Regions from separate parts of the Mus musculus genome. Here region 1 is linked to region 2. Evidence: chromatin contacts called from ENCODE Hi-C or POLR2A ChIA-PET data. All regions are on one chromosome and are shown on one strand. The core of a region is the stretch at or near the end of the contact, and the rest is flanking DNA. Distances in the headings are between cores, read along the strand shown.

What was found. A loop is a pair of places that touch in the nucleus more often than their neighbours do. ChIA-PET counts read pairs that join two places held with the same protein, here RNA polymerase II (POLR2A).
Region 1: a loop to region 2 is called in a map of heart, with 2.3 times the contacts of the local background. The contact joins the promoter of Zfp72 here to the promoter of Sdha in region 2. A Hi-C loop is called at or near these places in 1 of 37 maps with a recorded cell type or tissue (heart). POLR2A ChIA-PET finds 5 or more read pairs at or near these places in 3 of 5 experiments (Patski and embryonic stem cell).

The regions. Positions count from the first base shown.
Region 1 is chr13:74,386,363-74,393,199 of GRCm38, forward strand. It overlaps Zfp72 (zinc finger protein 72), which reads right to left and starts at 4,467. Exons shown (of 5, transcript NM_001374038.1): 1 at 4,302-4,467.
Region 2 is chr13:74,346,286-74,352,303 of GRCm38, forward strand. Sdha (succinate dehydrogenase complex, subunit A, flavoprotein (Fp)) reads right to left here and starts at 3,955. Exons shown (of 15, transcript NM_023281.1): 1 at 3,861-3,955. The coding sequence starts at 3,923. Ccdc127 (coiled-coil domain containing 127) reads left to right here and starts at 4,032. Exons shown (of 3, transcript NM_001168659.1): 1 at 4,032-4,123.

The DNA of each region.
Region 1 (6,837 bases), core at 3,217-5,716, 41 kb after region 2:
AGGTATTTGCATCCCTATAATTCTAGCACTTGGGAAGACTGAGGTAGGAGGGGATCTGTGAAGTTGAGACCAGTCTGGTCTACATAGAGTTCCAGATCAGCCAGGGCTACATAGTAAGATCCTGTCTCAAAAACAAAAAGAAACCCAAGGACACTATACTAGAGTTTCCTGGCCAGGTATGGTGGCTGTCTTAGATAGGGTTTCTATTGATGTGATAAAACACCATGACCAAAAGCAAGTTGTGAGGAAAGGGTTTATTTGGCTGACACATACACATCCTAGTTTAATCACTGATGGAAGTCAGTCAAGAACTCAAACAGGGCAGGAGCCTGGAAGCAGGAGCCGATGCAGAGGCCATTGCGGGTTGCCGATTACTGACATGCTCGCCATGACTTGCTGAGCCTGCTTTTTTTTTTTTTTTTTTTTTAATATCGAACCTAGGACCACCAGCCCAGAGACGGTACCACCTAATACATTTGGCCCTCCCTCCTCAATCAATCTTCATAATCATATCTTATAAAGGCATTTTCTCAATCCAGGCTCCCTCCTTTCAGATAACTCTAGCTTGTGTCAAGTTGTCCTAAAACTAGCCACCATAGTGACTCATGGGCTGAATATTTTCTATGACAATTATAGAAATACATTGTGCTTTTGTTCTATTGGTACACGAACTCTAGACAGAACACCATACCTCACTGTAACACATCTATCCAAACATCATGGAAAGTATGTATCTTATAACACATGATAATATAGGGAAAATGTACATAGATTTCTTATCAAGTAATTTTCCAGTAATGTTACCCAGTGTTGGTTCTACCTGTGTCTGAATGCTCAGACAATATGTTCTAACAATGAACTATACTTCATCTTTTGATTAGGTTTGTTCAAACAAACATTAGAATATATGATTTAAATATTCTCTTCCATTGCTGGTTATATCATTGGGCATAGATATAGTGTGTAGAACTCCATGGCCAGAACGCATGCCCTAGGCAAGGGTAGGCACAAACTACTACACACGTGAGGGAAGCCATCTTAAACCAACCAGTCTAAGTCAGGGTACCAGATGAATAAAGCATCATTGTGATCTAGCCAACACTAGCCCAGGAACTGTCAAATGAATAAGATGCAAAGTGCAAAATCATGCTAAACAAACCTTTTTATTTTTAAACTAACTACCAAAAATTTGGGGTTTTTTTACATAATAAATATAAACAAATATCTCATAACTAAAACTCAATGACTTAAACAGAAATATACCAAGCAGATATTCTCAAATTATACAACAAATATAACCGGAAGACTTTCTTAAACACCTGTACAAGATCTGAAAATGACAATGAATGTTAACTGTATGAAGTTTTGTTAGGTTACTGGTGTGAAGACAGATGGTATGAGCCATTAAAAAAAAGTACATCCATTAAGTATATTGTAGAAGACACACATACATACACATGCACACACACATACACACCACATACCACACACACACACATACACACACACACACACACACACACACACACACACACACACACACACTCACACCACACATGCTCAGAAGCCAGAGAACCTTAGATCCCCTTCTTCAGGCATCAACTACCTTTTATTTGGGACAAGGTCACTTACTAGTCTGGAACTCTAAGAAGTGAGCATGGCTGGCTGGCCAGCAAGCCCGAGAGATTCACCTGTCTGCATCTCCCCCAGGGCAAAATTACAAATGCTTGCCACCACTGAAGAAGGGGTGCTAGCAGGCCTAAGCAAGGCAATCATTACAGACAATGATTTTGCAGACAAATGGTTTTGAGGTTTTGCCCTTTTATCCCCTTTCCTCTTCCTTGCTAAAAGTCCTTACATTCCTAAAGCAAGCCTCCAAGGTCTATTTCCTTATTTACCACTGAGCCTTCCATAGCTGGTTTGTCGTTTGTTTGTCTTTTCAGTGCTTGGGATTGGGCCCAGGAATTTGCACATGCTGGAGTTATATACCTCAACCCTGCCAAGGATGATCTTGAAGCTCTGATTCTCCTGCCTCTACCAACCAAACGCCTTGCTGTCAGGCATGCACCCCAAATTTTACTTATGTAAAAATCAAAAACATACCCAGAAACCTAGAATACCCAAGATACAATTTCCAAAACACAAGAAAATCAAGAAGAAGGAACACCAACGTGTAGATACTTCATTCCTCCCTAGAATAGGGAATAAAATATCCATGGAAGGAGTTGCAGAGACAAAGTTTGGAGCTAAGACGAAAGGATGGATCATCCAGAGACTGCCCTACCTGGGGGTCCATTCCATAGTCAGCCACCAAATGCAGACACTATTACATATGCCAGCAAGATTTTGCTGAAAGGATCCTAATAAAGCTGTCTCCTGTGAGGCTTTCCCAGTGCCTGGCAAATACAGAAGTGGATGCTCACAGTCATCTATAGGATGGAACACAGGGCCCCCAATGGAGGAGCTAGAGAAAGTACTCAAGGAGCTAAAGGGGTCTGCAACCCTATAGATGGAACAACAATATGAACTAACCAGTACCCCCCCAGAGCTCGTGACTCTAGCTGCATATGTAGCAGAAGATGGCCTAGTCCGCCATCATTGGGAAGAGAGGCCCCTTGGTCTTGCAAACTTTATATGCCCCAGTACAGGGGAACACCAGGGCCAAGAAGTGGGAGTGAGTAGGTAGGGGAGCAGGGCGGAGGGAGCGTACAGGGGACTTTTGGGATAGCATTTGAAATGTAAATGAAGAAAATATCTAATAAAAAAATAAAAAACATAAAATGTGTTTTTAACTTAATATGTTACTGTAATAGATTTTAAGAAAACAGTTTTCTGCATATGCATCAGGCAATATATTTTCTCTATTTTAAATAATGTTTCATAGACTATTATTATTTTTCTGAGTATCAGAGAAGCCAATGAGAACTGTCTGGTTATTTTTCTTATAAAGTTTATATAATCCACAAAAATATTGGTATTTAAGATAAGGTGGTTAAAAGCACATACGTGTTCTAAGCAGAGTTTAATGCTATAAAAAACGCTCATAACAAATGAACATGGTGTGACTTAATTAAAAGTGGCAAAATAGTAAAAACCAGAACAAGACATTAGGAGTTTAGTATCTACAAATCTTGAGGCCCTGAGCAAGTCAGATCTCTTTGAATCGATTTTTCACCTTTCAGACAAAGTATAAATATATTGGCACATCTTCCCAGGAAGAACTGTCATGCACACGGAGCATCAGTGCATTAGATGCCACATGAAGTGATAGAGTGAGAGCTTAGACTCTGTAGATAACGTGGATAGATGGAAGAAAAGAAATTGAGTATAGATAGTATAGACCGGGTTTATCAGGTATGTCAGGTGATGCGCCTGTGCCCTCCTTAGTCTCCTCTTGAACTTTAGTAAATAATCCCTAAGATTATGCACAACACAACTCTCCTGAAAACCGCTCCAAAGCTTCCAACACCACACAGCCCCTGATAGGTATTTGTTTTAACTCTAGAGCGTAGGACCTTTAAAAAAAAAAAAAAAGATTTATTTTATTTATAGGAGTACTGTAGCTATCTTCAGACACACCAGAAGAGGGCGTCATATCCCATTACAGATGGTTGTGAGCCACCATGTGGTTGGTGGGAATTGAACTCGGGACCTCTGGAAGAACAGTCAGTGCTCTTAATCTCTGAGCCATCAACGATTGACTGGACTAAGCAAATCTAAGATGGTCCTCTCTCTGGGATTTTTATCTCTATATGGAAGTGTTGCTTTGAAGGTTCATGTCAGGTTATTTAACCTCCAAGGGGTCCCTTTTAAAATCTGTAATGATTTATTCCACAGAAAACGGAATGACTTTCCAATATATCAACTTCCCCCACAGAACTCTGCCCCCCGCCCCGAAACTGTTTTTTATAAACTGTTAAAGAGTACTAGGCGGGCTAGAGACCACACTTGGTTAAATATGACAAAAATCCCACAACAGTCATGTAAGTCTCATTAAGCTGGTAACACGATCTTTCAATAGCAAACCTTTATACACCTCCCAAGATCAGGTGGTCAGCTAACAGAGCCCCATGAATGATTTGAGAGGTAGGGGTGGGGCAATCCCGGACTCTACCCGAGCCATCTTAAAAGCACATGGAAGACAACTGGCAGCACACTACATTGTAATAGAGTGAACATTGAAAGAACTGTTTCAACCATCCTCTCTCCATCCTGACCCGGTAACCCAGCCTAGGTCGCAAAAACCTTCAGAACAAGTTCTATCTGATTTAGATCCACCCACGTCTCCCTCCCTGTCCAACCTGCAGAATGCCTCCGGCTTGTAGGACTCCTCTCTCCTCGCTGGGAGCTACCTTCAAGATCAAATAATCCAAACCCAAGTTTGTAGACTAGCGAACGGTACATCCACAGGACCGAACTCTAGGGAATATCCTTGCGACCTAGGTGCACACAAGGAATGCCAAAGCTGCGTTTCCAGGGCCCTTGCTTGTGACGTCACACCATGCGAGACTACATTTCCCACAAGTCTGTGAGAGGAAATTTTAGAAACTCATGAAAGGATTTGAGTATTTCCTGGTTTTTTAGCTCTGCTTTCTGAGATTGAGGATGTCATTAAAGCAACCAGTCACCAAGCACTGAGTAACTACAGATAAATATCATGTTCTTTTTTAATTTGTAGAACTACAAAATGAATTCATTGAGATGTCTGAATGTGATTAAACCCTTTCTTATTTATTCATTTTACCTACTATTTCTGGTTATTGTAGCTTAAAACCATATGCCTACTTATAGATGCTTATTGTAGCATGGAAAATTAACATAATCATCTAGATTTTTCTTGAAGATACTTACTAAACAAACAATAAACCAAAGTCCCACTCTGGCTTCCTGCCCACACGATAATTAGGTATAGTAGTATGACCAATTAACCCTTTCCACCTGACCCCTAAATTCCCTTTTATACCCTATTGGTGAAACAATGAAGTTGACCTGACACACTTCACTGGTCTCAGGAGATCATTCTATAATACAACCATCTCTAGCCTGTCTGCCATGGTTTACTCCTTTTGTCTTCACTGGTGGCTAACAACCACCCAAGGAGAAAGAAGACCCACATTAAGGCTATCGTCCTCAGTGGTTCACTAGGAAAAAAGTTGCTTCCTTTTTCTGAGATTTTTTTGTTCCTGTTGTTATTTACATTTCAAATGTTATCCCCACCACCCAGTTTCCACTCCGCAAACCCCCTATCCCATCCCCCATTGCTTCCATGAGGGTGCTCGCCCACCCAGCCACCCTAGCATTCCCCTATGCTTAGACATCGATCTTCCACAGGACCAACGGCCTCTCCTCCAATTGATGCCTGATAAGCTACATATGGAACTTGGAGCCATGGGTCCCTATATATGTACTCATTGATAGGTGGATTAGCCCCTGGGAGCTCTGGCAGGTCTGCTTGGTTGATATTGTTGTTCTTCCTATGGGGTTGCAAACCCCTTCAGCTCCTTCAGTACTTCCTCCAACTCCTTCATTGGGGTCCCTGTGTTCAGTCAGATATTTGGCTGCAGGCATCCCCATCTGTATTGGTCAGACTTTGGCAGGGCCTCTCAGGGGACTGCTATACCAGGCTCTTGTCAGCAAGCTCTTCTTGGCATCTGCAATGGTGTCTGGGTTTGGTGTCTGTAAATGGGATGGATACCTAGGTGGAGGAGTTTCTGGATGGCCTTTCCTTCAGTCTCTGCTCCACTCTTTGTCCCTCATTTCCTTTAGACAGGAGCAATTCTGTGTTAATATTTTTGAAATGGGTGTATAGCACCATCCCTCAACTGGGGACCTACACTAACTACTGGATATGGAATCTATAGGTTCTATCTCCTCTTTTTGGGGTATTTCAGCTAATGTCATCACTGTTGGGTCTTGGGAACATCTTGCATCCCTAGGATCTGGGACTGTCTAACAGCTACCCCAGTTCCCCATCTCCCAGTGATACACACCTCAGTTCAAATTCTTGACCCTCTTCACTTCTTCCCCCCATCTCCTCCCACAGTGATTCTGCCCCCACTTTCCCTCCCCCTCCTCTCTCCCTTCCAGCTCCCTCCTTCCCTCTCCCTTGATTAGTGATTATTTTGTTTCCTCTTCTAAGTAGGACTGAAGCATCCATACTTTGGTCTTCCTTCTTCTTGGGCTTCATGTGGTCTGTGAGTAGTATCATGGGTATTCTGAGCTTTTTGGATAACATCCACTTATCAGTGAGTACATACCATATGTGTTCTTTTGTGACTGGGTTACCTCACTCAGGAAGATATTTTGTAGTTCCATACATGTGCCTAAGAATTTCATGAAGTTATTGTTTTTAACAGATGAGTAGTACTCTATTGTATAAATGTACCACATTTTCTGTATCCATCCCTCTGTTGAGAGACATCTGGGTTGTTTCCACCTTCTGGATATTATAAATAAGGCTGCTATGGACATAGTGGAGCATGTGTCCTTGTTATATGTTGGAGAATCTTTTGGGATATTCCCAAGAGTGGTTTAGTTGGGTCCTAAGGTAAAACTATTTCCAATTTTCTGGGGAACCACCAGACTGATTTCCAGAGTGGCTGTACCAGCTTGTGATCTCACCAGCAATGGAATGTTCCTCTTTCTCCACATCCTCACCAGCATCTGCTGTCACCTCAGTTTTTGATCTTAGCCATTTGGACTGGTGTGAGGTAGAATCTCAGGGTAGTTTTGATTTGCATTTCCCTGATGACTAAGGATGTTGAACTTTTTGGGGGGGGGGGGGGTTCGAGACAGGGTTTCTCTGTGTAGCCCTGGCTGTCTTGAAACTCACTTTGT
Region 2 (6,018 bases), core at 2,705-5,204:
AAAAATTGCTGGCACTGGAGAGGAAGTAAGCAGTTTAAGGTAACTAAATTCTTTTATCATTCAAAAAATTCATGTTTAAAAATCTACTGCTACAGAAATGAAGGTAAATACTAGTGCACAATAGTACTATTTTAGACACTGCTTCCATTACTGAACAAAATAGTTTATTCCTCATTTATAGAGCTTTCATCATAATTTAAAAAAATAACCATGTGAAGTTATTTTCATTATAACGGTTAGCTTTTGGGGTGGAGAGATGGCTCAGTGGTTAAGAGCACTGACTGCTCTTCTGAAGGTCCTGAGTTCAAATCCCAGCAACCACATGGTGGCTTACAACCATCTGTAATGAGATTGGACACCCTCCTCTGGTATGTCTGAAAACAGCTACAGTGTACTTAGATATAATAAATAAATAAATCTTTTAAAAAAAGGTTACTTTTAAGGAAGCCAGATGACTCAGTGAGGCAACGATGCTTCTTGCTGAGCCTGGGGACATAAGGACTCACTCTGTAAGGGAGAAGTCATACCTTCAAGTTGTCTGCTGACTTCTCTATAGTATGCGTGAACACATACAGACAAATGTAATAAAAACGTTTAATTTTCACTATTTTAAAGTAGAGATGCTTAAAATACAGCTCAAAGGGATATCTACCCTGACTTGGATAACTACAGCTTAAACTTTCAGAGGCTACCTCACAAGTCTCATAATACACACACACACATACACACACACACACACACACACAAAAACCTTGAAGGTCAGAGGGAACTATAGGCCCAAATTGTGTACTTTCTCCACTATCTGAAGATCTTTGGGGCAAATCCCCAAGAAACTCCAAATTTAGATTACAATCCTGGTTATGAATAAATACTAAGCCAGAAGTCTTCAAATGAACCAAGAACCACATCACAACATACTGAATTGAATGTCACTGGTTTTATGATGATCCTGAGAAGCCAAACAAAATGGTTTGACTGTAGAGGCCTAACTAAATCATAAAATTTCTAGATATACCAGTAAAACACTAAAAACAACTCATCCAAAGAAAAGATGTATTTTACTATGATGCTTCATGTATTTTTCCTAAGAATTTCTACAAACTTTATAGAAGTCAGCTGCCCTTGTTCTTATTTTTCCTTTAAACGTGAGTCACATCAGTGTATTGGAACCATGCAAAGCAAAACAAAGGCAAAATAAATCTGATGAGTTGATAACTTGAAAGTGTTTGTCAATATAGAAAACCTTGACAGGACAATACAATTCCTTGTCTTCAGCACTTCTCAGTCGATAGTCACAAATTTCTTTTTCTGCTAACTTGATTCTGTTCTTTGGTAAACTCAAATTCCTCATTAAAAAAAAAAACAAAAACAACAAAAAAAACCCCACAAACTTCAAATGCCAACAAATATTCAGTTAGAGGGCAGAATTTTCATAAGAACAGCCATCCTCATAAAGAGACTTTCTTAAAACCAAAAGGCGTACTTTAAGAGGTGCCATTTGTGTGTCAATCCTGTTTTTCCTGTCTTATTATCCTGCTTACTGGTTCTTAACCACAGAACAGTTATGAAGCACCACCACAAAGGAGGTAACATGCTGCAGCTAATATGATTCAACTAAGGGAGGTTTGAAAGAAATAGTTTCCAATTATGCCCCTATGCAAAGAAAGTTGTGCAGCCTGGTCTCACATGCTTAGAACCGTACTCTCACTTTCAACTGGAATTTTACTCCAGACTGAAATCAAAGTCAATATCTAGGTCTTAGTCTCCAGAGGAATCACTGAGCACCAGCCTAGGACGAGGACACTGATGTACAAGAAATGAAGCAAAAGGATTGATTTTATAAAGGATTTATTAAAAGGCTTGCTTAGGAGACATTAAGTCACACAAAATAGTATTTAGCTAAGGAAGTGTTGCCTTCAAAAATACCTCAAAGATATGACTATAGTAACCAGGTGTACTGGCTAGTTTTGTGTCAACTTGACACGGCTGGAGTTATCACAGAGAAAGGAGCTTCAGTTGAGGAAATGCCTCCATGAGATCCAACTGTAAGGCATTTCCTCAATTAGTGATCAAGGGGGAAAGGCCCCTTGTGGGTGGTGCCATCTCTGGGCTGGCAGTCTTGGGTTCTATAAGAAAGCAGGCTGAGAAAGCCAGTGGAAGCAAGCCAGTAAAGAACATCTCTCCATGGTCTCTGCATCGGCTCCTGCTTTTTGACCTGCTTGAGTTCCTATCCTGACTTCCTTTGGTGATGAACAGCAGTATGGAAGTGTAAGCTGAATAAACCCTTTCCTCCCCAACTTGCTTCTTGGTCATGATGTTTGTGCAGGAATAGAAACCCTGACTAAGACACCAGGCCTGTTGGACATAAGTAAAATTAAGGATTCTAGGATGTAAATGTTTCTTCAGCAGGATTGAGCAGCCATTAGACTCTTTCCCTTAACAAAGGAGACAAACCGAATTACAACTAGTAAGCCCATTTCTCTTTCAAAGACCATTCCTCTAGAAGGCAGTCCCGGGTGACAATAAACTTTAAATATGGTATTCCATAAAGCTCCACTTCTCTTCTTAACAAAGCCTAATTCTGACAGCTGGACGAGATGCCCATAGGCAGGAACAATAAAGATGCACTTAAAAACAATTCAGGCAATGAAAAATACCTTTGCTGTGCAAATCTCCCACCTGCCTAAGTGGCCAGACTTGCAGTCTCCTGTCTCTGTCTAAACTGGTCAAAGCATAAACTGGATCTGGAATAGGAAAGGAATTTAAGGATGCCAACATATGTGGTAAGCATAAACCTAAGGTGTATACAAGTTAATAAAAATCTTCTATCCTTGACTGTTCCTTTTGGGCATTAGCCAGAGCTGGGCTCAGACTATCATTATTTTTTTTTTTTTTCCTTGAGTGTGTGGAGTGAATCCTGGGCATGGGGTGGGCTCACCTATTTCTGCTACAAAAGAATTCTGCTACAATTATAGGTGGCTGACTTATTATCTCCTGTAAAGGGCTTCAATGATCAGGACTTAAAACCCTTCTTGCAGAGCCCAAGGGATAGAGGTGGAAGTAGGAGTTTGTGGCAGCAAATACAAATCACAGAAATTATCAAGGTTTGAAAATGCCTTCTGGCCTTGCAAGAATAGCTGCCAACTAACCCTTGAACATTTCATTGAACATGCATTTTAATATCTATTTCAGAAAATAGACAACTGCAGCCATAATTTGATGCACAATGCAAGTCGATACTGTTCAATGTCTTAGGGCCTTTACTTTGTAATTAAATTGTTAAGTAGGTAGGTGAGACAGAACTTTAAAGAACCCAACCTGTCAAATTTAGTTTACGTTAATAAAACCCTAGGAGTGTGACGAATAACAGGTGACCGGCAAAGAGTGCACTGAGACAAGATCTGACAATCTGGGAGGCCAACATCAGACCCCTGCAACCCTGAGTCACTGTGTACCTCTTCAAATGCAAAAAGAAGTCGCAAGACTGGATGAACACGGTGCAGAAGTCTCACCTGGTATCTTCAAATATCTCTTTGATATTTAAAAACAGTAGCTAAGGCCACTACACAAAACCTGTAAGCTCATCACTTATAAGTCTTAGTGTCGACACCCAGACTACCAACGGATTACTCGCAGACCCGTCCGCATCCAGAATGCAACAGGCCGGTCCCTCCCTTTAACCTTGGAGAACTTCGCTAGACCAAGACGGGGAAGGCCAGACTCCACGCCCGCGACCTCGGGGTCGTGACCTTCGCCGGAAAGCAGTCGGCTTCGGCCCACTGCACCTTCCCAGACTCAGGCCAACTCGGGTGGAATCGTGGCGCACTCCTAGCGCCTGCCATTTCGTGGCACTAACTCACCGCCCCAGTTAACGCCAAGCGCCGCCCGCGAAGAAGCCTCGAAACTGCGCCAACCCCGGCCATGTCTGCCTTCCCGCAAGCCCCAGCGACAGACTGCGCTTGCGCACCGAGTCGCGCGGGTGTCGGGCTTGGAAGATTCTGCGCCTGCGCAACACGCCCCTCCTGGCTCGCGTGAGTGGTGGTGCGCCTGCGCCCTGTAAACGCGGCGGTGGCAACACGTCTGAGGTAGGGTGGCAGCAACGCTGATGGGCTCTGCTCCAGGGGTAAGTGAGGTGCCAATGTCTTTAAAGTGCTTCTCGGGTGGTTCTTGTTTGCCAAAACAGAGAGGGTCGGATGATCTGGAGAGATGGAAGTAGGGTCCTGGGGCGGAGATCGCAAGCTCCATAAGAGCCCGTTTTGTTGGGCGCTTGAATCTCAACTAATGGGGGGGGGGGGGGGTACATACTGCCCTGGACTTCTAGAGTAGGTAGGAATGATGTCTTGGTGGCTGGACAAGGAGCAGCTAGCTGCACTGGGCTACGTAAAAGCCAGGATACTGAACTAGAAACTATATCCAAAGCTTTCGTCTTCGTTACAGCAGCTGGGAAGCTGGAGGCCCGGCCTGTTGTCATCCTGAAAGCTGCTTAGATCGTGGCTAGCATCCCATATTGCAAACGCGCTCTCATTTGATCACTTTCAGATAGTTTTTCTATTTTTCTAGTGAGTATAGCTGAAATGTTCGGTGGAATTAAATAGCATAAAAAGTAAACCAATAATCGTAATTGTTTCCTGAATTTTCAGTTAATATTAGATTAAGGTTTTCCTCTTGGTGCACAATCTTTATGACCATTATTTTGAATTGTTTAAGTTTACAATGAACCGTTCCCATTTTATTTCTTTGTTTTTTTATTAATAAATAAGGAAATATGGAATATATTCATGCACAACACTTTATATTTTGAATTATTTCCTTGAACTTTATAACCCCAAAATGGATGTTGTTGGTGCAGAGGAAATAAATATGACAGCTTACCCTACAAGGGTTCTGCGTTGGTGGGTTCAACCAACTGCAGATAAAATATATTTGGGGAAAATGTGTCTGTTCGGAGTATGTACAGACTTTTTTTTTAACAAGGGGGAAAATAAAACAGATGAACTACTTAAGTGCCTTTATACCTTATTAGGTATCGGTGACTTAGAGATAAAGTATTGAGCAGATTATATTCAAATACAGCATTGTATATGGGAGCCTTGGCTATCTTCAAGGCTTTTGGTATGAGATGGGGCTCCCCATCAGATATCTGATGGATGGCTATACATAGTAGGAGGTTTTTGAAAGTTGCCTGCTTTTAGTGTGTGTATGTGTGTGTGTGCATACATACATATATATATATGTATATACACATACATATTTCTAAATTAGGCATCTACCATACGTCATACGTATTAATTCTATAGTTCCTATAAACCGTTACATTCTGAGCCATGTATTATGGTTATATATTTATTGTTCATTATTGTGCATCTTAACATGTTAAACAAGGTTTGTTAAAAACACTAAAACTTTCAAAATTTGGGTTGAATTACGTATTTCTTACATGGATCTTGGTTAACTATTTTGTGTTTATTGTATTTGTACATATAAGCAAGCTGAATGTTTTTATGACTTTACAGTATGAGAACACCCATCGAATATGGGTACTTTTTATTTTATTTTTATTTATTTGAGACAGAGACTCTCTGTATAGACCTGGCTCTCCACTATGTAGACTAGACTATCTTCAAACTCAAAGAGATCAGCCTGCCTCTGCCAACTTGAATTCTGAGATTAAAAGCATGCACTAACATGCCTGGCTAATATGGGTAGTTTGTAAACTAGTAAATTTATATTAATATTGGTATCCAGCCTAGTTTGTGAGTTATACCCTAATATGAAGCAAGGGATTTTTGTAATCCTGATCATGATCCTCATGTAAAAAGATTTTCTTTGATTTTTGTCTGTAGAAAACTGCTCATTCTTCAAACCCCAGGTCATATAAAGCAAATGTCTATTGTGGATTCACTTTTATTGTTTTATTGTTATCTCTGTACAACTGTATTAAAGTCTTACAGAGACAACCAATAAGAAACATGTACAGTCATGCATCACTTAGTTAACAGTGGAGACAGATTCTGACAA